Regions from separate parts of the Homo sapiens genome. Here regions 1 and 3 are each linked to region 2. A link is a loop called in an ENCODE intact Hi-C map of the cell type or tissue named here. Cell type or tissue: gastrocnemius medialis. All regions are shown on one strand. Region 1 has its middle 8.6 kb from the start of ALPK2. Region 2 overlaps ALPK2 (alpha kinase 2). Region 3 has its middle 69 kb from the start of SEC11C.

Evidence for each region. Hi-C counts contacts between places; a loop is a spot of excess contacts. Peaks named below come from ENCODE experiments on the same cell type or tissue, not always from the same donor. Only the 100,000 strongest peaks of a DNase experiment are listed, where the experiment ranks them.
Region 1: a loop joins it to region 2, with 2.4 times the contacts of the local background. A loop is called at or near these places in 10 of 110 quality-filtered maps.
Region 3: it touches region 2 in a loop (2.6-fold over the local background); 8 of 110 quality-filtered maps call a loop at or near these places.

What each region holds. Positions count from the first base shown.
Region 1 is chr18:58,633,672-58,641,671 of GRCh38, forward strand. No RefSeq gene overlaps it. Among named protein-coding and RNA genes, the nearest start is that of ALPK2, 8.6 kb to the left of the region's middle. RefSeq lists an enhancer at 4,749-4,878. In gastrocnemius medialis, no CTCF peak of the experiment used is centred here; DNase peaks (open chromatin) are centred at 3,175 and 3,740; H3K27ac peaks cover 6,146 bases.
Region 2 is chr18:58,537,674-58,545,673 of GRCh38, forward strand. ALPK2 (alpha kinase 2) reads right to left here. Exons shown (of 13, transcript NM_052947.4): 5 at 1-551. Among named protein-coding and RNA genes, the nearest start is that of ALPK2-AS1, 15 kb to the right of the region's middle. RefSeq lists enhancers at 3,486-3,565, 7,286-7,365. In gastrocnemius medialis, no CTCF peak of the experiment used is centred here; a DNase peak (open chromatin) is centred at 4,188; H3K27ac peaks cover 6,532 bases.
Region 3 is chr18:59,066,904-59,074,903 of GRCh38, forward strand. It overlaps the pseudogene OACYLP. Among named protein-coding and RNA genes, the nearest start is that of SEC11C, 69 kb to the right of the region's middle. RefSeq lists enhancers at 5,934-6,053, 6,064-6,113. In gastrocnemius medialis, CTCF peaks have their summits at 1,163 (motif pointing left), 3,724 (motif pointing left) and 3,927; DNase peaks (open chromatin) are centred at 2,008 and 3,718; H3K27ac peaks cover 950 bases.

The DNA of each region.
Region 1 (8,000 bases), 96 kb after region 2:
AGAAGGTCGAGGCTACAGTGTGCCATGATTGTGCCATTGCCTTCCAGCCTGGACAACAGAGTGGGACCCTGTCTCAAAAAAAAAATTGCAAAACAACAATAAAAATGCAATTTTATCAGAATTGATATATCTGAGAGGGATCTTTCAAGCATATGAGTGTTGTTCGGAACCTGGAATTCATTTTCCCCCAGAGTAGCAAAATTATAAGTGGTAGTTAGGTTCACAGACACAGAAGTATTTTATCCATCATGTTCCTGAAGGACTGTATTTGAGCTATGTAAAACCAAAATAGCAAAACCAGCTCAAAATTCAATGTAACAAAATATGAGAATCTAAGTACCTGAACAAAAAGTACCCAAGTTTCCAAGATAAAAGTTTGTCATGGTTTATTCTAGTGCTTCAGTTTCAGTTTTAGAACAACCACAAAAATGCATTGCAACTCTCAGAACAGGAGCAAAATTCCAATTTTGTAAATGTGAGGCCCTATTTCACAAATGCTAAGTAAAATTCATTAGTTAGTGTGAAAACTTAAAATTTTAAAAATATTTGCATATGTTATATGTACTACTTTGGAACAGTTTACTTTGGTCTTTTTTCTGATTGTAAGAGCAAAACATACTCATTACTAAAACTGCTGGATATTTTCATCAACCAAAGACATAACAATTTGAGAAGCATTTATGATTGGAAAACTTCTCAGCTTTGGTTACTAACAGTGAGTCTCTGCAGTGCTTTTGCCTGGAGCTGCTCCCATTCCCCCACCCTGTTCTGCTGTCACAGGGGTTCTACCAGGGCCACCTGTAAGCACTGGCATTTTCACTGCCATGGTCAAGGGGGTTTGCTGGATTTGAAGCAGTGGACAACACCTACGCCCAGCAGTGTTATTGATGGATATGATCCTGGCAGCAGGCGAGTGGAGTGGGATTGGGGCAAGCATCTGGCTGATGCGGGCTGCATGTGTGTGCAGGGCAGACCATGGGGAACCTGGCTATCCACACTTTCCCAGCATGTTCAGAGGAGACATGAAAGGGCCCAACAAAAAGTGAGTATCAGGCAGACTTGAAAATGGAAGAAACTTAAGTGCAACTTTTGTGCTTCAAAAGCCATCATTACCTGCCACACACTGGAAGAAAATATTTGCAAATCATATGTGTCATGAAGGATGTACAGCCAGAATATATATTTTATTTATTTTATTTTTTTTTTCAACTTTTATTTTAAGTTCCAGGGTACATGTGCAGGATGTACAGATTTGTTACATAGGCATACATGTGCCATGATTATTTGCTGCACACATCAATCCATCACCTAGTTATTAAGCCTAGCATCTATTAGCTATTCTTTCTGATGCTCACCCTCCCCACCAGCCCCCAACAGGTCCCAATATGTGTTGTACCCTGCCACGTGTCCATGTGTTCTCATCATTCAGCTCCCCTTGTAAGTGAGAACATGTGGTATTTGGTTTTCTGTTTGTGCATTGGTTTGCTGAGGCGGAGAGAGCAGAACATATATTTTAAAAACCCATGAAACTCAACAATAAAAAGATTAAAAACCCATAGCCAGGGATGGTGGCATGTGCCTGTGCTCCCAACTACTGGGGAGGCTGAAGTGAGAAGATTGCTCGAGCCCAGGAGTTTGAGACTGCAGTGAGCTACGATTATGCCACTGTACTCCAGCCTGGGCAACAGAGTGAGACCCCATCTTTTGATAGATAAATAAATAAATAACAAAAACCCAATTTAAAACATGGGCAAAAGATTTGAATAGACATTTCGCCAGAGAAAATCTATAGATGGCTAATAAGCACATGAAAGGATGCTCAACACGTTAGGCCAGGCACACTGGCTCACACCTGTAATCCCAGCATTTTGAGTGGCCAAGGTGGGAGGATTGCTTTAGTCCAGGAGTTCTAGGTCAGCCCTGGCAACATAGCAATACCCCATCTCTACCAAAAAAATGAAAACAAAACATTAGCTGGGTGTGGTGGTGTGTACCTGCAGACCCAGCCACTCAGAAAGCTGAAGAGGGAGGATCACTTGAACCTGGAAGGTCAAGGCTGCAGTGAGCCATGGTTGTGCCACTGCACTCCAGACTGGGCAACAAAGTGAGACTTTGTCTGGAAAGAAAAAAAAGATACTCAACACCTTTAATCAATAAAGAAATGCATATTAAAATGGAAACACAATAAAACAAAGAAATAGAAAAAAACATATTGAAAAAAAACCACAATGCCCACAAGGATGGCTATAATAAAAAAAAAAAGACGAACAATACCAAATATAATGAGGATGTGAAGAAGAAACTGGAACCCTAATACACTGCTGGTGGGAATGTAAAGTAGCACAGCCACTTTGGAAAATAACTGGTCATTTCTTAAAACGTTAAACACAAGCTTGCCATATGACTCAGCAATTCCACTCCTAGAACCCTCCCTATGAGAAATAACAACACAAGTTCAAATAACAACCTGTATGCCAAAAACTGAAAACAATCCAAATGTCTGTCAACCAATGAATGGATACGACAAGCTATGGCCCGTGTACTATTCAAGAACAAAAAGCAAAGGACAATTGATTCATGTTACAGCTTGGATAAACCTCAAAAACCCTGTGCTAACTATAAAAGGCCAGACACAAAAGACGACATATTGAAATATTCCAATGTTATGAAAGTCAAAAAAGACAAATTTATAGAGACAAAACATCGGTGGTTTTCTAAGGTTGGGAGAAGCAGGGTTAGCTGCAAATAGACATGAAAGAATATTTTGGGATGATGGGACTGTTCTTGAACTGAAGTATGATAACAGTTGCACAAACCCATAAATATAGTAGAAATTATTATACTGTACACTAACAATGACAAAATTTTATGTAAATTATCCCTCAATAACACTGTTTATGGCTGAGTGTAGTGGCCTAAGCCTGCAATCCCAGCACTTTGGAGGCCAAGGTGGGAGGACCACTTGAGGCCGGGAGTTTGAGACCAGCCCGGGCAACATAGCAAAATCCTGTCTCTACCAAAAAAATTAGCCAGGCATGGTGGCATGCACCTGTAGTCCCAGCTACTCAGGAGACTGAAGGAGAAGGATCACTCAAACCAAGGAGGTCAAGGCTGCAGTAAGCCATGATTGTGCCACACTGCACTCCAGCCTGGGTGACAGAGTGAGGCCCTGTCTCAATCTTTTTTTTTTTTTTTTTTTTTTTTTTTGCAACGGAGTCTCACTCTGTCACCCAGGCTAGAGTGCAGTGGTACAATCTCAGCTCACTGCAGTCTCCACCTCCAGTGTTCAAGCAATTTTCCTGCCTCAGCCTCCCCAATAGCTGGGACTACAGGCACGCACAACAACTCCCAGCTAATTTTTTTTGTATTTTTAGTAGAGACGGGCTTCCACCATGTTGGCCAGGCTGGTCAAACTCCTGGTTTCAAGTGATCCACCCGCCTTGGCCTCCCAAAATGCTGGGTCAATTGTTTTAAAAAATGTAAAACAATAGAATAAAACAGTTAGTGGATCCCTTGCTTATCTTGCCCTACAATAGAATATTTTCTGACTTTTATTCTTAAGTCACGTTCAAAGCATCAAACCTACTTGATAAAACTATGACTTGAACGACTACTCCAGATTTTCATCCCCACGAGTCTGAGAAGCAGATACCTAGTGAGTAAATCCTCCTGAACATGATATTCCTCGTGACAGGTACCCAGAGAGCCAAAAGTCTAAGGCAAGAATTATCACCAGCCGCCTCCTGTCCCATTGCTCATTTGACAGTGTTACTATGCTGTTCCCTTATGTACCAAGACAGTGTGGAGCCTGTCCTCCAACAAATGGAAAGGCGGCAGGGAGAACAGGGTTCTCTAGGAGCTCTGCAAAGGTCAGGAGATGGGGCTCCTGGACTCTGTTACCACCTGCTACTGGCTGGTCAGGGAGTCTTGAAGAAGGCAGTGCCCAAGTTCTTATTAATGACATTCTTTTTTTATAAAAGGCATAATGAAGCTTACCTGGTCTTAAGTCAGAGTTTTTAGCAAAATATTATGTTTCCTGTCCCTACCATTTACTTTTATGGTTACATGGCCAATTGAGAGATTGATCAATCCTACCTGATTGATCAATCAGGATTGCCTGTAGCAAAATTTCACAAAGGAAGTTCACTCCAAGCCACAGCTTTCTGAAGCATAGTCTACCCCAGTTGCCCTCTTTCCCCTTTCTGGAGCTCCTAAGTCTCATCCAAGCCTCATGCAACTAGTCCTTTTCTTGGTGTAAAAGATCCATGAGGCTGAGTTCTGGGCTCAGTTTTGCCAGCCCCACGAACTCCCATCTTTGTTGCCCCCAGGAGAGGCCATGACTACACCCTTGATAACTTGGCCCTTTCCGCTGTCTGTGTTCCACAGCCCCCTTTCTCGTAAGCTGTCCAAACCTGTCTTCCTGAGGACAAAAAGAACTTCACTACAGGGTGAAAAACTGTCTTCCCAATCTGCAAATGTGGCTGCACGTGACAGGAATAATTTAACTACCAATTAAAGTGTGTGTGCTACAGAAGCACTTCTCATCCTCATTTGCTTTATCAGTGTTCATTTATGAATCCATTTTTTTCTGTCTATTACCCATCGGTAATGAGACCTTAGCAATAGCCTCCGAGTCTCCTCTTGCCAAATCTGCCATCACCACCCCTTCCCAGCACCACAGACACTATCGTGGGGACTGCCCAGACAGCCAACGGGCCAATCTTCTTAGACACTTGTTTTTCATCTCTCTCTCTCTCTTGCTTATAAATCTTCTGTGATTCCCCATCACAAATAGAATAAAGCTAAAACATCTCCACTTGACATTCCTGAGTTTAGCCGGCTCTTTCTCTGTTGCAGTTCTCTTGTCTTAATAAATCGGTTCTATCTAGGCATCAGCCAAGAAGAATCCACTGGGCTAGGTTACAGAAGAACAAGAATAACTTCAAAAGCACTTTTCAACTACCCCATCCAACTTCCTCATTTTACTCACTTCACAGATTCAGACAAAGATCCAGACATACTCAAAGAACTGGTGGAGTAGGAAGTGGAGATAATTCTGCTGCATTCTGAAAACCACACCATTAAAACAGATTAATTCCTGGTGTTCAGAGAACCATTTACATTGCTGATGAATTCATTACTTGTGCCACAATGCTTTCTTACCCATTGCTTGGCTGAAAAGAAAAAAAAAGTCTCAAACCCCATAAGTCCCCATTTTCACTTTTCCCCATATCATAAAGCTGAAATGCAATAACAAACTCGCTTTCCGTTTTTGTCATTAACATAGCAATTTATTCTATTACTCCTAAAGTTTTGAAGACAAATATCAATATCAATGTCTAATTTTGTTGCCTCTCTCTCCAACCAGTCTGTAAGTCTTATGAGATGTTTGCTCACCCTTCTATCTCCAGCAGTTAGTGTAGTGTTTGGCTTGCACTGGCTCAAATGACAGTCCTTGAGTGAATGAATGGATGGCTCTTAGATACACGGTCTTCTCACTGCAGTATATGCTCATTCGCTCTCAAAAGACTAACTTAGCAAATGGCACTGATTAAGGTGGAATGTAAGATCAATCCTAGTTATTCTAAGAAGCCTTAACAGGTACAGCACCAGCCCCAGGAAAAACTAAAAAAAAAAAAAAAAATTTTTTTTTGAGGCTGGGTCTGGCTCTGTTGCCCAGGCTAGAGTGTAGTGGCATGGTCTTTGCTCACTGCAACCTCCAACTCCTGGGGTCAAGCCATCCTCCCACCTCAGCCTTCCTAGTAGCTGGAACTACAGATGCACACCACCACACTGAGCTAATTTTTGTATTTTTTGTAGAGATGGGGTTTCAGCATGTTGCCTAGGCTTGTCTTAAACTCCTGAGCTCAAGCGATCCTCCTGCCTCAGCCTCCCAAAGTGCTGGGATTATAGGCATGAGCCACTGCACCCGGCCAAAAACTGAATTTTTGAAGTGTCATTTCCTAGGCCTTTTCTTTCAATCTCCTTTTCTCCCCATTTTCAATATTTCCTCTGCCCTGACCATGTAATATTGTGGGACCATTTTCCCCTATAATTTTCATATCAGTATAAAAGTAGTGAGAAGAACAAAACATAGACTGCAGGATATTTTCATCTCATCTTATTGTAAGCTTAATAGACCTTAAAGCAGTTAGCTTTGAACTTTACTATGCGTCAGAATCACCCGAGGCTCTCATTCAGATGCAGATTTTAAGGACCCAGAGACTCTCATTCAGCGGATCTGAATACAGGGCCACAAATCAACAGTTTAAATAAGCTCCCAGTGAACAGTACACCATGAATCACTACTTTAAGACATTTATAGACAATCAACCACATTTCACCAGATTGTGTAATCATTTTCTGCCCAGTATTTTTCCAGTCTGCTTTAGGCTAGAGTAAAAGTCTGTGAAAAATTCATACTCAATATACTGTTAGGAATTTAATGCTTTAACATTGGAGAACATTTGCATTTTAAAGAGAATGCCCAAAGAGAGCAAACATTTACCTCAAAGCAATGAAACTCAAAGGTTGATTCTGAGTTTCAACCATCATCACTAAAGGAGTGGGGCAGTAAAAACCACCCTGTTTAATATGCAAATGTACTCTCGTACTATTTAAATAAAGGAAGCAGTCTGATCAGCGAAGTTACCTGTTTTCTGGGGTTTGTTTACACCATGCTGTTTCAAATGTAGGCTTACTAATCTATCATGGTTTAGGCTACTAGTGAGAATAAATAATATTAACTTCAGCTCACTCTTATTAGCACCTCTGCCCCAAGATGTGTGAACCTGGACGTGTTTTATCTCCCAGAGTCTCCTTTGTTAAAAGAGAATGATTACAGCTCCTTCCTTGGGTTATGTGAGGATTAAGTGAGCTACTTATGCACATTCCTAACACCGTACTTGCTATGTAGGAAGTATCCACTAACGGTTGGTAATTGGCACTATGATAGGGGCTGGGCAAGCAGATTTGCAGAGACAAAATTCCTGCCCTTAGGGAGATATGCCCAGGTAGCCAAGGGAGCTAGGGAAGGGACACTTACCAGGATTGGAACAAAGAATGCCTCATGGAAATGACATCTGAGGGTTTTTGATGGATGGGCAGAAGCGTCAGGGAGGAGGATGCAGGGTCTATGGAAGAATATTCGGATAAAAACAACAGCTTGTGCAAAGTGATGAGTAAAAACTTGGCTTGTTTAAGAGAACTGCAAAAATAGTTTAGTATGGATGAAATATAATTAATGGAAAGCATGCATTCCCGTGACCTGTACAGACACACAGGGCCCCTTATTTACAAAGATTCTGTGCTTTTTAAATGTTCTGTTGTTACCATCTTGAAGTTACACATTTTTAGACAAGAGGCCTTGCATTTTTACTGTGCCATGGGCCCTGTCAATTATAGAGTTGGTCCTGAGGGCAGATGTGATAGTACGCTTCATCAGAAAATGTGTAAGTGTAGGATTACTCATAGACAGGGAAATACAGGTATTTATATGAGAGGAATTCATGTAAAAATTAATGTCAGTCCCAGAAAAAAATCTCGAAGAGTGTCACGCACGTTCATGTGAAGAGACCACCAAACAGACTTTGTGTGAGCAATAAAGCTGTTTATTTCACCTGGGTGCAGGCGGGCTGAGTCCGAAAAAGGAATCAGCAAAGGGAGATAGGAGTGGAGCAGTTTTGCAGGATTTGGGTAGACAGTGGAAAATTACAGTCAAAGGGGTTGTTCTCTGGCAGGCAGGGACAGGGGTCACAAGGTGCTCAGTGGGGGAGCTTCTGAGCCAGGAGAAGGAATTTCACAAGGTAATGTCATCAGTTAAGTGAGGAACCAGCCATTTTCACTTCAGTTGCTTCAGGCCATCAGGATGTATATGTGCAGGCTTGGGCTCAAAGGCCTGACATTCCTGTCTTTTTATATTAATAAGAAAAATAAAACAAAATAGTCCTTAAGTGTTGGGGCAGCGAAAATTTTGGGGAGTGGTATGGAGAGATAATGGG
Region 2 (8,000 bases):
ACAGAGCAAATTTCTTGAGGCGAATATTTATCAACTGGTCTCCCAACAAGAGAATCTATGGTATCAAAACACGTTCCTTGGTCACCAGCCTCAAAACACTCCATTGCACACACTGCTTCTCTGTCCCTTGGCTCATCACACACATTTTCCAGGGTGAGGGCAGTATCTGTGGGTTCAGGGGAAGCAACAGAGACAGCCACAGGCTCCCTGAAGTCAGCACGAGCATCCTTGGGGAGATGCCTTGAGAACACACCTGGGGACATAGTCTCATCATTGGCTTCTGAGATGCTCTGCTCATATTTTAGGTCTTCCCTGAAATTGTCAGGTATGTTGCCATCTCTGTCTTGTTTTTCTTCATGCTGTGGACCACAGGTACAGGGTTTGACCTCCGAGTGTTGAGCTAATGATGCATTTTCCTTGTGGACCCCTCCTAAGTTTGAGAAGGAAATTGTTGTGGTCCCAGTGAATGGGGACTCCTCCCCAGCAGGCTCTGAGAAAGCTGGCATCTGGCTGCAAGAGATTGTCTCTCTGACTGTTTCCTGAACTTGTACCTAGGAAGATGAAAAGTGATATTAGTAGAATTGTTCATGGGAGAGCCCACAATAGGGCATAACTGCAATCCCAAGAGTGTTAATCCTCAATGACCGTAATAATGGACAAGAATGATTGAAATCTAAACATTAATCCCCCAACTCCCTCTAGCTATTAGAGATTTCCTAGAAAACTGCAAATTTAAGCAACTCTGTGTTCCAGGGGGCCCTTTGTCAAATTCATCATTATAAGCAAAAAGCCTCCTGACAACCATCATTTATTTAATGATTTCTTTCTCTCTTAGGAAATAGATGGAAATAAATCGAATGTTAACTGTTTTGATCAAGTAAGTCACAACAAGAGCTGTGCGCATCTTTCCAGAAAGATGAATCTCACATGATCATAATAAATGAAATAAACAGTACTTGCAAAACAGCAATAAGCAATCTTTGTCCCCAAAATATAACAGCTTGCTGGTTAATAATTGCTATGGTTTGGATATTTGCCCCCTCCAAACCTCATGTTGAAATTTGATCCTCAGGGTTGAAGGTGGGGCCTAATGGGAAGTGTTTGGGTTATGGGGGTGGATCTCTTACGAATAGATTTATGCCATCCCTCAGGGGTGGGGGGAATGAGTGAGTTCTCAATCTATTACTTCCTCGTTGTTAAAAAGAGTCTGGCACCATCCCCACCCCCACCCTGCTTCCTCTCTGTCCATACTATCTCTGAAAATGCCAGCTCCCCTCTGCCTCCCATCGTGAGTTGGAAGCAGACTGAGGCCCTCACCAGATGCAGATGCCTAATGTTGAACTTTCTAGCCACCAGAATCATGAACCAAATAGGCCTCATTTCTTGATAAACTACCCAATCTCAGGTATTCTGTTATAGCAACATGAAGTGCACTAAGATAACAATGTTACTAAAAAACAGAGAGAAGGCTGCCTTTGAACCCACCTCTAATGAATAAATGGACTTATGATTGGCCACCAGCACTGCCAATCATTTCTTTCCTAGAGAAGCTTATAAACATCCCAGAATGTATCCCAGACTTTAAAATAGATGCCCAGTGGCAGGCAGACCACCTCTACAGGAAATAGAAGATTCAGGACTGCTTAGGTTTTTGAGAAAAGGGGAGAGGGGGAGGGAGGGAGGAAGAGAGGAAGGCAGAGAAAAAGAAACCTCACATTCTGAGGATTGAGCCTTTCATGGTACTATATGAACGTTCCATGATATTGGATATTGTTCAAGGAAGCAGCAAACTCTTTGACTAAATCCTTGTCTCATGAAACTTTTAGCTCATTGATTATTTCAAAACAAAGAAAACTTATGTCCAGCCAAGGAGAAGAAAATTACTTCTAATTTCTGAAGCAACTCAGTCTTTGCTCCCAGGACTCCTGCCTTGGACAGCCACATTCAGATGTGCAGGGAACAGATGACTGGCCTTGGCGGGATGGGGTTCAGGGGTGGGGATGAAGTCTGTCTCCCAGCGTATGACAAAACAGAGCTGAAATGTTCATGGGCATATTATGGCTCCAATGTCATGAGATTGATTCTCATAAATCATACATGACAGTCAGTCTTACTACCTTGTGGTCAATCCCTGTATGTACTGCCCGTGGGAAGCAGGACAACAGCATAATCACACCTCTTTCCACACTTCCCCCAGGCTGCTTACAGCCTGTCAGTCATGCATCTCTCATTTTCTCTTTTAAAGCTACTTTGAGGTTCATTTAACTCATATTTGATGGGCATAAAAATGCTAACTAAACAAGAAAGAAATTTAATATAAACTCCATGAGGGCTAGGACTACTTAATCTTTTCAACAAATATTTAGTGAATGCCTCCAAAGTACTAGGGAGTGTTTTAGATAATGGGGATACAAGACAGGCAAATGCTCATCTACAAGGAGCTCCCATTCTGTGTTCTAGTGAAGGCCTGTTATAGCGATTAGCATGCGGTAGATGCTTACTAAGTGTTTGTTGAGAGAATGAATAAATGAATGAACCATGTACCAGTTGAGACAGCTGTAGCCAACTTCACCCATTAAAGCTCTACACTTGAAAGGGTTTGAACTTTCATCTGCTCCTGACTTTGCAACAACCCCATTTTAAAAGAGACTTTGAACCCTAAGCACTACTGGTTATCCTGGTGTTCCCGGAAAGAAAAGTATATTTATTCCCTTTCTATATCCCTTTTTCTTCTTTATTAAAAAGAAGAAATATCATTTCTGGGAAATAAGGGATAAGGTATTTTTTTAAAAGAGTTTGATGTGCATATGCTTTCCTCTCTATACCTCAATATCTGTAACACATGTAAAGAGTACTTTTCTGGTTTGGTATTTTGGTTCAGCCTTTTAAGAATATGCTATAGCACAAATAGACTGAGTCATTAAGCACAGAAAACATGGGGAACTTCCTGGTCATTATGTGAAATGTATAGAGAGACTGCCCCATCAAAAGCACCACCACCCCTCTCTCCGGCCTTTCTATCCTGCCTGCATTTCCACTACCTATGTCAGTCCCTTATTTTAAGGTCCTGGTATTATCACAGTATCATCAGTGTCAACAGACATTTATGGAGTAGCTGTCATGTGCAGAATTCTCTGTCAGGCACTGGGCAATTTTTTCCAAAGGGCTTCAGTTAAAAAGTTACTATGATATTTACTGGGATGGTACCTTTATTCTTCCGTGATTGATTACTATTACATCAGCAAAGTAATAAGCGGGTACCTAGAAGAGACTGACCTCTGAAGAGAATTAAACACAGGACAAGTTTTCATTAGGATGAGCTTGGTCACTGGAATAGATCATCATAGTATCATGCCGTGATTTACAAAATAATCATATTCCATTGAGATTTATTTGCACCTTTCCTCTTGTATTAGTCAGTTCTTGCACTGCTATAAATACCTGAGACTGGGTAATTTATAAATGAAAGAGGTGTAATTGGCTCACGGTTCCACCGGCTATACAGGAAGTATGGTGGCAACTGCTTCTGGAGAGGCCTCAGGGAACTTTACTCATGGCAGATGGCAAAGCTGAAGCCCACATCTTGCCCGACAGGAGCAGGACCAAGAGCGAGCAAGGGGGAGGTGCCGCACACTTTTAAACAACCAGATCTCACAAGAACTCACTCATTGTCACGAGACCAGTACCAGGAGATGGCGCTAAGCCATTCATGAGGAACCACCCGCATCATCCAATCACCTCCCACTGGGCCCCACCTCCAACATTGGGGATTACATCTCAGTGCAAGATTTGGTAGAGACACAGATCCAAACCATATCGCCCCTCTTACTTTTAAATTAAAATTCTACTTCAAAATACCCTAGTGAATCTCCACATGTAAAAAAATTGGTTGAATCCTTGACCGTGTAAATTCATACATTTGACACACATTTAGTGACCATCTACTTTATACCAGGCACTGTTCTAGGCAGCTGGGAAACATCAATGAACATAACAGAGATTGCTGGCCTGTGGAAGTTACGTTGAAGCAACAAACCGTACAACTGGCCCGCTGCTGATAAGCAATTCCATAAATTTGATTTTAACCAATGGGGTTTTTTTTGAAGTGAAGCCTTTAACAGCCCAGTTCATATTTGTACTTGCTTACGGCATCAGTTTCAAGAGCAGGCTCCTCGGTTCTCATCCAGAGGCCAGCTCACAGAGAAAGGGAAACCACAGACTCACACCTTCCCAATGAGTCAGACCTTTCTTTTAGGAGGAGATTTCTTAGTTAAGTCATTACAAAAGAATGCTAGCAAATGATTCTTCTGCTGTGCACCTATTCTCAGCATAGAATGAGTGCTGAAACTTCGAGTGAGTGCTGACACAATTTCCTTATGTAGGGAAATTGTACTCATTCAAGTGAAAAAAGGAGTGTTTGGGGCTCTAGGAGTAAGCCCAACATAGTGTGTGGTGCGTGGACTTGGAGGACTAGCAACCAGCGTTTGTAGCCCAGCTTAATTGGATATAGCATGCATGACCACGGGTAACCTCTTTAGCTTCTCTGACCCTCTGTCTCCTCCTCTAAGACTAACCACATGCATGTCTGCACCATCTTGTCAAGTGCCTGACATATTGCCTGGTGCCCAGAAGGCACTCACTCACTGATACTAATTTTCCTTCTTCTCTGTGAAAAAACAGCAGTAGCTCAGGAAAAGAGGAAGTTGGGGAGCTCTGACAGGCAGAGCCTTGAGCTATGAGCTTTATGAGGGTTTTCTCATCTGATCCGTAAAATAAATCTGAGAAAAAGATGTTATCATCTCTTCTTTACTGATGAGATGAATAGCCTAGGTCCAATCATAGAAACCACACAGTAGGTTATATAAGAGAAGTTCAATATAAAGAACTATTGACTGTGATAGAAGAGTGCTATAAGGTATAAGGAAACTGTCTATAGTACTCTAGGTAAGGGAAAGTACCAAGGAAGGACAAAGTTGGAAGAGGTTTAGACCTACTTGGAGAAGGTGTGGTTAGGCCACCAGATAGCACAGAAGTTCACTGGTGCATCCAGACCAGAGCTGGCCTGGAATTGCCGAGAAAAGCAATAGACCTCCCTTCCAAGTGCAGGCCAGGAGTAGGTGGTCAGCATGCAGTGGCGTGGGTGTGCAGGGGAGTCTGGGCATGGGTGGTCACAGGGGCTGAAGCCTTCAGAGCTTGTGGGCTACATGTGGTGTGGGTCAGGAGTTTGCAGAGTGCTAGTTTGAATGTCCACTCAAAACTCATATTGAAACTTAATCCCCAGTGTGGCAATACTGATGGGTGGGGCCTTTAAGAGGCGATTGAATCATGGGAGCTCTGCCCTCATAGAGGGATTAATCCATTTATGGATTAATGAATTAATGGGCTGAAGGATTGATACGTTATCAAGGGAGGGGACCTGGAGGCTTCATAAGAAGAGGAACAGAGACCTGAGGTGGCATAGAGCGTGCTTAGCCCCCTCGCCATGTGATGCCCTGCTCTGCCTTGGGACTCTGCAGAGAGTCCCCAGCAGCAATAAGGCCTGCACAAGATGCAGGCCCTCTGCCTGGGACTTCTCAGTCTCCAGAGCTGTAAGAAATACATTTCTTTTCTTTATAAATTTCCCAGTTTCAGGTATTTTGTTACAAGTAAAGAAAACGGACTAAGTCACAGAGGGAACAAGTGCTCTGTGCACCAGACCTCAGGCGGCTATGTGTAGACCACACAGGAGCTTGTGGAGGCAGTCTGTGCGTTGATACAGGCAGGAGGCTTTAAGAGCTGGGGGCCATGCGGGGCTCTGGGTTCCAAAGAGAGAGGGCAGCAGAAAGGGTATCACTACACTAAGGCTACAAGGTTGCAGATGACCACGTTCTGGGGCCCATGGCTGAGGCAGGATGACCACAGGCTCTCCAACTCCACCAATGCTGAAATGACAGGAATTCTCTTCCTCCTGCAGTGTCCTTCCAGTGCCTTCTGCTGAGAAAGCGTAATACTGTGCTTACTTTAAAGAAGAATAATGGAATTTCGTTAGTACAGGGCACATATTAAAGGGTGAATTCAGAGCTGAGAGGAATGAATTAAAAACCGACACATGAGGTCAATGATGTTTGGGGATGAGAAGTCTCCCCAGGGTCCCACAGTCAAAGGCAGAGCCAGGATTTAAAGCCAAGTCTGTGAGGCTACAGAGCCCTTTCCAACCCAGCATTTCTAATCAGGTAAGTTGGAATAAACCTCACCTCACCAAGGGCTGGGAACTTCCCCTAATTTAAGTCCAGAACTTCTAAGCTCCTGAAACACTTTGGATATGAAACTGCAAATGTCCTTCTTAGGTGCAACATGGCCATCTCTCAATTTCTCTACTTCCCTACAAGGTCTAAGGGTAGGGACTCAGTTATTCATTTCTGAGTCTCCAGAGCCTAGCACATAGGGACTCAAATAATTTTGCTGAATGAATAAGCAGATGAATGAATACAGGAGGGGAAAGGGTAAACCAAATTTAGTAATGTTTCCAAGCCTCTTTTTGAAAGCAGCATTAAGCTTGGAAACTTAACGCTTGAATAGCATTTTTCAATTGAAACCCCATTCAACATGCCTCTGATTCCACAAACATATTATTTTCACTTATTGGCCTTTCCAAAGTTCTGCCTCCTAGGAATGTCTGCCATGGATTTAATGGAAAGGTGTGTTTCCTCTTTGTGCACCCCAGGATGTTCAAGGTTATGCTTTTCATCATTAATGAGTGTCTTTCATGCCAGCCAAGTGCATGACACTAATTTGAGTCACTAACAATAGAAGGTTGTATGAGATAAGATCCCTCTCCTCAAATAGCTTATAATCCAGTTGAAGAGACAAGATGTACATGGAAAACAAGATGTACATAGATAACAATTCTTGACAAGTTGTGCTAATAGCCAAGTGGATGAAACTTAACTAACAACGCTGCTCCAGGACAGAGTGTGGAAGGTCACCACTGTATCATCCTCTTCCATTTCAACGATAAAATTCCTGCAGTGCAGAAATCAGAGGTTGTAATCTTACGTCATATGTTTCAATTCTAAGATACTTCTTGAACATTTCCATGCAGTCTAAGGGACTTCTCTACTGATTGGAATGGGCAGATGTGGTAGATACTGTTGGCTGACTAATTCAACAGTACCGCCAATCCCCTTGTCTCTTGCTACCTCCAACTAAGAAGGCTGGAAAACCACACACTCTCCCAGCCTCTTACATAGCTAGATGGGGCAAAGGGGTCAGTCTGCCTAATGAGATGTTCAAGGAATCCCACCAAGGGACTTCTGGGGAAGCTTTGCTTTCCTTGTGTAAGGTATAGACATGGTGGGTACCTTGCCTATCCCCTCCTTCTTCCTTCAATCAGGATGTAATGCCTGGTGCTGCAGCTCTCATCTTCCAGTCCTGGGGCATGAAAATGAAAAGCCAGCACACTATGACTGGTGCAGCAGAAAGAGAGAAGGAAGTTGGAGATTTGCAGTCATCGTCGAGCTACTGGAATGACACACAGACTTTCACTAGCCCCAGACTTCTTGTGAACTACAAAAAAAAAAAAACACACACACACACACACACTATTAGCTAGCTGACTATTCTGTTAACTGCAGCTTCTCAGCAGCCTAATGGATAGAAGAGAAAAATATATGGCTGAGGGAAGAAGGGGAAGCCAGGTGAGGGTCACCTTGGAACCCTCTGGAGGCTCTGGGCAGCTCCTGGTAGGGATTAGCTGGAAGGGGACAGTGTCCCGTAGAGCAAGGGGTGTGGTCCCTGGAAGGGAGCTCAAGGTGCTGGTCAAAATGCCAAGGGATCAAAGGGCCTTAGGCAAGGTGAACTTGAAGTAGAGTGGGGGAGGGAGAATGGGAAATATGAGAAGATTGATTGTCAAAGGAGAGAGGCCACAGTTCTAAAGCCAATCAGAAGCCCCGGGGCCAGGAGGGCCAAGCCACTCGGTCCCTAGCTTCAACTGGTCAGTCTTCCGTGTGCCAACATGCCCT
Region 3 (8,000 bases), 530 kb after region 2:
ACTTCACCAAGTTATCTCTTTTTTGTGGTAAGAATGTTAAGAATCTTTTCTTTTAGCCATTGAAAAATATCCAGTACATTATTATTAACTGTGGTCACTATGCAGTGCAATAGATCACTAAAACTTACTCCATCGGTTTAACTGAAACTTTGTACGCTTTGATCAATATCTCCCCCTTCCCCATTTCTCCCTGATATGTGATTTTAAAAGATTACTCTGGATGTGGTGTGGGGACTATAAGGTGGCAAGAACAAGAGCAGAGACCAACAGATCCACTGGGAAGCTACCATGGAGGCCCACGCAGGAGGTGATGGAAGATTCACGAGGGTGTTAGCCATGGAGGTGAGGAGCAATGGTCTGATTTGAGACATATTTTTGGAAGCACTCTATGGAGTCTGGAATGAAAGGAGTCTGGGAAGGCTCCAAAGATTTATCCTGAGCAAATTGTGATTCACTACTGAGCACTTTTAATGAGGCTTGTGCAAAGGAGAAACAGAAGTTATATTTTATATCTGTGGCTTAAAACAACAGAAATTTTTTTCTCTCACAGTTCTGGAGGCTAGCTGTTCAAAATCGAAGTGTCAGCAGGGTTGGTTCCATCTGGATTTTCTGAGGGAGAATCTGTCCCATCCCCTCTCCTAGCCTCTGGTAGCTGCTGGCAAGCCTTGGCATTCCTTGGCTCATGGACTCTTCACTCCAGTCTCTGTCTTCGTCATCACATGGTTCTCTTCCTTGTGTCTCTCCTCTGCATTTGTGTCTCCTTTTCTGTCTCTTATAAGGACATTTGTCATTGGGTTTAGGGTCCACCCTAATCCAGGATGATCTCATCTCTAGTTCTTTCTCTTAATGACATCTGCAAAGACCCTTATTCCAAATAAGGTTACATTCTGAGGTTCTGGGTGGACATATCTTTTGAAAGATCACTATGCAACTCACTAGAGATAGCAATAAGTCCTATTCAGAAAGGAAGTTTTCATTGCATTTAATTTTAATTAAGTTAAATAGCCACAAGTGGCTAGGGGCTATTGTCTGGGACAACACAGTTCTAGAATATATACCAAGTTACAGAATATTTGTCCTGAAAGGCACCTACAAATGCAAGCCTCTCACTGACAGAAGAGTTTGAGGCCTGGCAATGTTAAATGCCTTATCCCAACGCCCCCCTGTGGCTGCATCTTGATCCAGAACCCAGGTGAATATGAGGAATTTTTACCTTGTTTTATACATGCAATGTTTTATGCTCAGGGGCTGAAACCATGTATCTCTCTTGTGTTATCATAATTCTTGCAACAGAAAGGTGGTTTTTGGTTTGGTACATTGTCTTAAAATGATAACGCATAAAGACTTTCTTAGGAAAAGTTCACAGACTTAGGCACAGAATGCAATGGGAGCATCGATGGGATGATGGGCATCTTCACTGGCCCAGAGACAGGCTGTGGCTTCATGCATCAGTGCTTGTTCCCTCCAGGTCTGGTGAACCGTGTGCTTTCTTGGGACATCTGGAGTTTCCTGTCCAGCATCAGTTATGCTCGCTACTTGGTGCATCCGATTCTGATCATCCTTTACAATGGCCTTCAGGAAACACTTATTCACCACACTGACACCAACATGGTGAGTTAGCACGCAGCTCCTAGTTCTGTTACGGTAGGTTATGGTATCATAGCTTGTTCTCTTCTTGAGCAACAAGGCAACCTATTTGCTTTCGTGGAAGTCTTTTTTTTTTTTAAGAGCTTCATTGTTCTTTGCTTTATTTGTGGCAGAAAGAGGGAGGGCTTCAGCACAGGATAATATCTTTTATTTTATTTATTTTATTTTTAATATGTAGCACTGATTGTCCTACAGATGCATTTCATAGAGCTAGGATGGTACACTTTAGATCTGAACACAATAGGAATCCCAGAGTAAAACTGTGTTCACCCTGCCCACTTTCTCTCCAGTTCTATCTTTTCTCTGGACACCGTGTGCTGACCTTCGTCACTGGGCTGGCCCTGACGCTGTTCATTGAGAAACCATGTCAGGAACTGAAGCAGCACCTGCTGGGCCATGAATGTTCTGGTTAAAACACAAAAGAATGGATGGGCCTTGTTGGTAATGACGAGCAAAGATGAGGTGGCCTTATCTAGGTGATGAATGCTTGTATTCCCGAGAAGGGGTGTGAATCTCATTTTGTGAAAGTTTAATATATACATTTTCTTTGCATTTAATATGTGAAAGAGTTCTTAGTTCTTATGATGTAAGAGAGTTCTCTAAATTTTTAGTAGCACAATAATAAACTTCTGTTGTACCATTTTAGCAAACAACAACAACAACAACAACAGAAACTGGATTTCTTTTTGGTTTAAACTCCATTTGATTGTCTGTATCAATGATCACAGGAAATGATTAAATGTCGTGCATTTAATGTAATTTGGGTTATGAAGCTCATTTGGGTTATGCTCTTCACTTTTCTCTGTAAAATTACAACATGCAGTATGCACTTTCCCACGACAGAATTGTTTATGTGTTATTATGGCGTCTTTGCAGACTTGTAACTTTATCCTAGAACCTCAGTGGTATGACCCGCTAGCATGCATACTTCATGGGTCTGTCATTATAGGGCCTTTCAAATATCACCTATTCTTCACCATAGTCCCTGTTTTGGACTGAATTGTATCCCCTCCCCCAAAAGCTCTGTTGAAGTCCTAACTCCCATTCCCTCAGAATGTGGCCTTATTTGGAGCCAGGGTCTTTATAGAGATAATGAAGTCCAACGAGGTCACTGGGGATGGAGATTCTAATCCAGTATGACTGGTGTCCTTATAATAAGCAGAAGTTTGGTCACGGAGACAGGCATACACACAGGGAAGACGATGTGAAGACCCAGGGAGAAGACAGTCATGTGCAAACCCAGGAACACCAAGGCAAACCCCAGAAACCGGGGGAGGTAAGGACAGAGTCTGCCCTGGAGCTGCCCGAGAAAGCATGGCCCCGTGGGACACCTCGATTTTGGACTTCTGGCCTCCAGAACTGTGAGATAATTCATGTCTGTTGTTTCAAGCCACCCAGTTTTTGGTACTTTGTCACAGCAGCCCTAGATAGATGGATATCCCTATGCACCAACATAGGGCCTCAACAAAAACTAACAGAGAAGGAAGAGACCTCAGCCAGTGGTTTCCAGCCCAACCCCCTCAATTTGCAGCGATGAGACCTAGAGATGAGGAGAGACTCGCAAGGCCAAACAGAGATGCTAGGATCCAGGCTCTCGGATGTGTGTTTTTTCTAGGTGTATAATTATGCATTAACTGTCTACAGTTATGGATTAATTAAGTCCATTCCATCGCTTATAATAAAGCTCTTTGTGTACTTACTCATTAAAGTATTAACAACCGCAGGCTACAAGGTCCTTATTAGCGTGGGATGCGCCACATCTGAGGATGCTCTTTGCTGTCCAGTGCGTTTGCAAAGATGACCAATGTGGGTGGGGAGGGGAAGGCTGAACGTTTCACACACTCTGATGGCCACGGACAGCTAACCTTGGCCTTGCCAGCCAGCCACGGGGATCATCTCCCTGAGGATGATGAGATGAGAGACCTCATCTCCCTGAGGTCTGGTCCCTCTGCTGAAGAAGCCAACCTGAGGGAGTGGGGCGCCAAGGCTCAACAGCCGCGCTGTGAGAAGGCAGCCTAATTGGCTTTTCAGTGAACGCCGAAGTTCATCGAGTTCCTCGGGAGCCCCCTGGTGGCTTCTTTGGCACCTGAACCCTCTCACTTCGTTAGGCCTCCAAGGAGCTGTTGAGGACCAGTGGCATTTTCAGGGTAACACTGCCACATGGGTGGACTTCGGTGGGAGATGACTCACATGCCAACATCGTTCTGCAGCCAAATTGCCAAATGCTTCCAGTTATGAGGCCAGAAATCTGGGACCCGTGGAAGTAACTAGCTAATGACTGACACAGCATTGGAAAGACTTTTTTATAAGGGAAAAAACCCAACCCTCCTGCTGTTGTAATTTTATATAACATAAGGCAGGGTTAGAGAAATCCAGTTTTGTTCTGGGTTTGTTTCAATCTAGAATTCCCCGGAAGTTTAAGATTTATAGATTGTGTATACCTTATTTGGATTCTGAAACAAATTGTAAAAAAGTATTATGATGTTTATAAGCCTGGAAATTTAAATACTGATTAGGTGATTTGATGATATTAAGGGCTGATTGCACTTTTTATGTAATAATGGTATTGTAGTTATATATTACTACATATATATACATACATTTATATCTCTTATCTTTTAGTTGCATACTAAAATATTTATGAACAAAATGATATAAAATCTGATATTTGCCTCAAAACAATATTGGGTGGAACTGGCATAGATGAAATAAGACTGGCTATGTGGTTAATGTTTGAAGCTGGGTGATGGGTCCATGGAACCTCATGCTTTTTCTCTATTTTCATTTTTATTGTTTTAGAGACAGAGTCTCGCTCTGTTGCCCAGGCTGGGGTGCAGTGCAATATCACACTGCAGCCTCAAACTCCTGGGCTCAAGTGATCCTCCTGCCTCCGCCTCCCAAGTAGTTGGGCCTATAGGTGTGTGCTGCCATACCCAGCTAATTTTTTTTTTTTTTTTTTTTTTTTGAGACAAGGTCTGGCTCTGTTGCCCAGGCTGGAGTGCTGGAGTGTAGTGGTGTGATCACAGCTCACTGCAACCTCTGCTTCCCAGGTTCAAGCAATCCTTCTGCCTCAGCCTCCCAAGTAGCTAGGATTACAGGCATGTGCCACCATGCCTGGCTAATTTTGGTATTTTTTGTAGAGATGGGGTTTCGTCATGTTGCTCAGACTGGTCTCGAACTCCTGGGCTCAAGCAATCCACCCGCCTCGGCCTCCCAAAGTGCTAGGATTACAGGTTGTGAACAACCGCACCTGACCTCCCAGCTAATTTTTTTAAGTTCTTGGTAGAGATGGGGTCTTACTATGTTGCCTAGGCTGGTCTCCAACTCCTGGCCTCAAGGGATTCTTCTCCCTCAGCCTCCCAAAGAACTAGGATTTTAAATACCTAGAGCAGGTATTTAAACCCCAGAAAATTCTGTAAAGGGGCTCTTGAGGCCCTATGCTCAGGCCACTCCCACCTTGGGGTGTCTACATTCATTTTCAATAAATCGCTGCTTTTGTTGCTTCATTCTTTCCTTGCTTTGTTTGTGCATTTTGTTCAATTCTTTGTTCAAAACACCAAGAACCTGGACACCCTCCGCTGGTAACACTTCTAGTAAAGCTCAAAGTTGAGAGGCCCCAGGGTCCTTGAAGGGACGAGAAGCCTTTAGAACTTTAGTCCCTAGACCCCAAGTGGGATTTAAATCAATACTGCTTGTATATGCTGAGAGGCGGCCTCTTTTGGTGGCCTACTCACATTTACACCCCTTCCTCTTTCACTACACAAACCCTGATGTTGTTCCCTTATCAAGGTGCCCATACCAAGGGAAATCATCATATTTGGTAGAAACCAATAATGTGCCTCCTCTTTTTCTTTGCCAGTGACTGGTGCGGGTTTGGGTATGTGACCCAGCTCTGACCAATGACACACAAGGAGAAGTGCCCTGGGGACTTCTGGGAAAGATGGGCATGGCTGAAGAGGGGGACGGACATCATGGAGAAAGTCCTTGTCTTTACCACCTTCAGCCTTGTCACGCTTCTAGATCTGTAAATGTGAAGAAGGACAAGCTTGATGCTCAGAGGCGGACAGAGCAGGATGTCTAGGCTGAGGGAAGCCAGGAGGATGGGGATTCTACAGAAGAGTGAGGGCTGTGTGAATACCGCATCCTGGAGGCTGCCCGATCCCTGCCAGACAGGCCTTGACCCTCCAGGCAGAAGGTTGGCAGCTGCTTCTTTGGGGATTCTGACTGGCCCAAGATGAAATCCCTAAAAATATTGACATTAAAGGCTCTTCCAGAAAAGTCCCAGCCAGATCCCCTCCAGTGAAGCTCACACCATGGGCTCAGAGTAGGGTGATCGACTCAGCCTGGCTTACCTGTGACTTTTTTGGTTTTGGTGCTGAAACTCCCACGTTCTGGGACACCCCTCAGTGTTGGTCACCCTGACTCAAAGCTTCCAGTCAGCTTCTAAGTCCCTCACCCTTAATCATGAGCACAACCAGGGTTACCACAAGCCTGGGAAAAGCCTTTGACATCTGGAAGGGGTAAGACTAAAAGGATTCCACAGAACAAAGGAATTTTGAGAGAGGAGATTATGCAGAGAGAAGAAAACTTAATGAAACTATCACTATCCTTGTAGAGGTAAGAGATCTTGCCCCAGTAAAATAGAAACAGGATGTTAAGACAGAGAAGTGATTCTTCCTTCTTTCACTCATTTGGTTATTGACTCAGTCATTCAGTTAATAACCAAATATTTCTGACAGCTACTTATTATAAGAATGTCAAGAATATTAATATGAATGTCAGAAATCTTGTGCTGTTCCAGCACCCAGAGCAGGGAGAATGAGCTGAAGTTGCATTTTGCTCTCGTTTAAGAAAGGGGTAGGCCGGGCGCGGTGGCTCACGCCTGTAATCCCAGAACTTTGGGAGGCCGAGGCGGGCGGATCACGAGGTCAGGAGATCGAGACCATCCTGGCTAACACGATGAAACCCCGTCTCTACTAAAAATACAAAAATTAGCCGGGCGTAGTGGCGGGTGCCTGTAGTCCCAGTTACTCGGGAGGCTGAGGCAGGAGAATGGCGTGAGCCCGGGAGGCGGAGCTTGCAGTGAGCCAAGATTGTGCCACTGCACTCCAGCCTGGGCAACAGGGCCAGACTCCATCTCAAAAAAAAAAAAAAAAAAAAAAAGAAAGGGGTAAAGTGCTGGGTATTTCAGCAGATTCTGTGATATAAATGCATTTATTATTATTAATTCAAATGTTGATTGAATTTTTAAAATGTATTGATTATACCTAGGAATGCATTGATATATGCTTCCAAGTAACAATTCAATTTTATATAGTATTTCCTTTTTGTTAGGTAAGAAACTTAAAATAATTAATGTCTAATTCTGCACCTTTTGTTCCTACCATTATTAGCAGATATTTTTTCATTTTTGTTTTTTCATTGATGTATAATTTTCATACAATAAAATTTACCTTTTAAGAAGTATACATGTCTGTGAGTTTTGACAAATGAATAGAGTTGTATAACCACCACCATAAGCAGGATATAGAACAGTTCCATAACTCCTGAAAATTCCTGGGGCCCCTCTGTAGTCAACACCTACCTCCATCCCTGGCCCTTGGCAATCACCTATCTGTTTTCAATCCCTATAGTTTTGCCTTTTCTAGATGTATTTATTTTTAAATGTTTAATTTAAAAAACTAAAAATTTCAAACAAGTCTAGAGAATGAAACAATTCATACCGCATATATCCACAATCCCAATTAAACACAGGTTGACATTTTGCCATTTTTCCTTCAGATGTTCTTTTTGTTTGTTTAAAAAATAAAACATTGTAAACTCAATTGTAGACCTCCCTGTATCCCATTTACTTCCTCCCTTTTATCCAAGTTTCACCCATTTTTTTAACCAATATGCATGTGTCTATAAATGGTATACTCTTTGTTTTTAAGCTTTATATAATTGGGTCCATGCTGTACTACCCTTTAAAATATGATTTTCCCATTACACATAGTTATATAGTCCATTAATTTTTAATGCTAATGATATTCTATCATGTGCACGTGTATCTTAAATGTTTATCCATTCCCCAGTTGGTAGATACTTGGTCTGTTTCGTTTTTCAGTATTGCAAACATTATTGTAAACACCCTTTGATGGTGTTTCCTTGTTGAGATGTGTTAGTTTTTTGGGGTATGTGTTCAGGAGAGTAATGGCAGAGTCAATCTTACCTGATAATGCTAGACAGTTTTCTAAAGCGATTTTTACCAATCTATGCCTCTACTGGTGGTGTATGGGAGTAGATACTATCACTTCAGTGCCTGCTCCCCAATACTTGGTACTATTAACCTGTTCATTTACTGCCTCTGATGA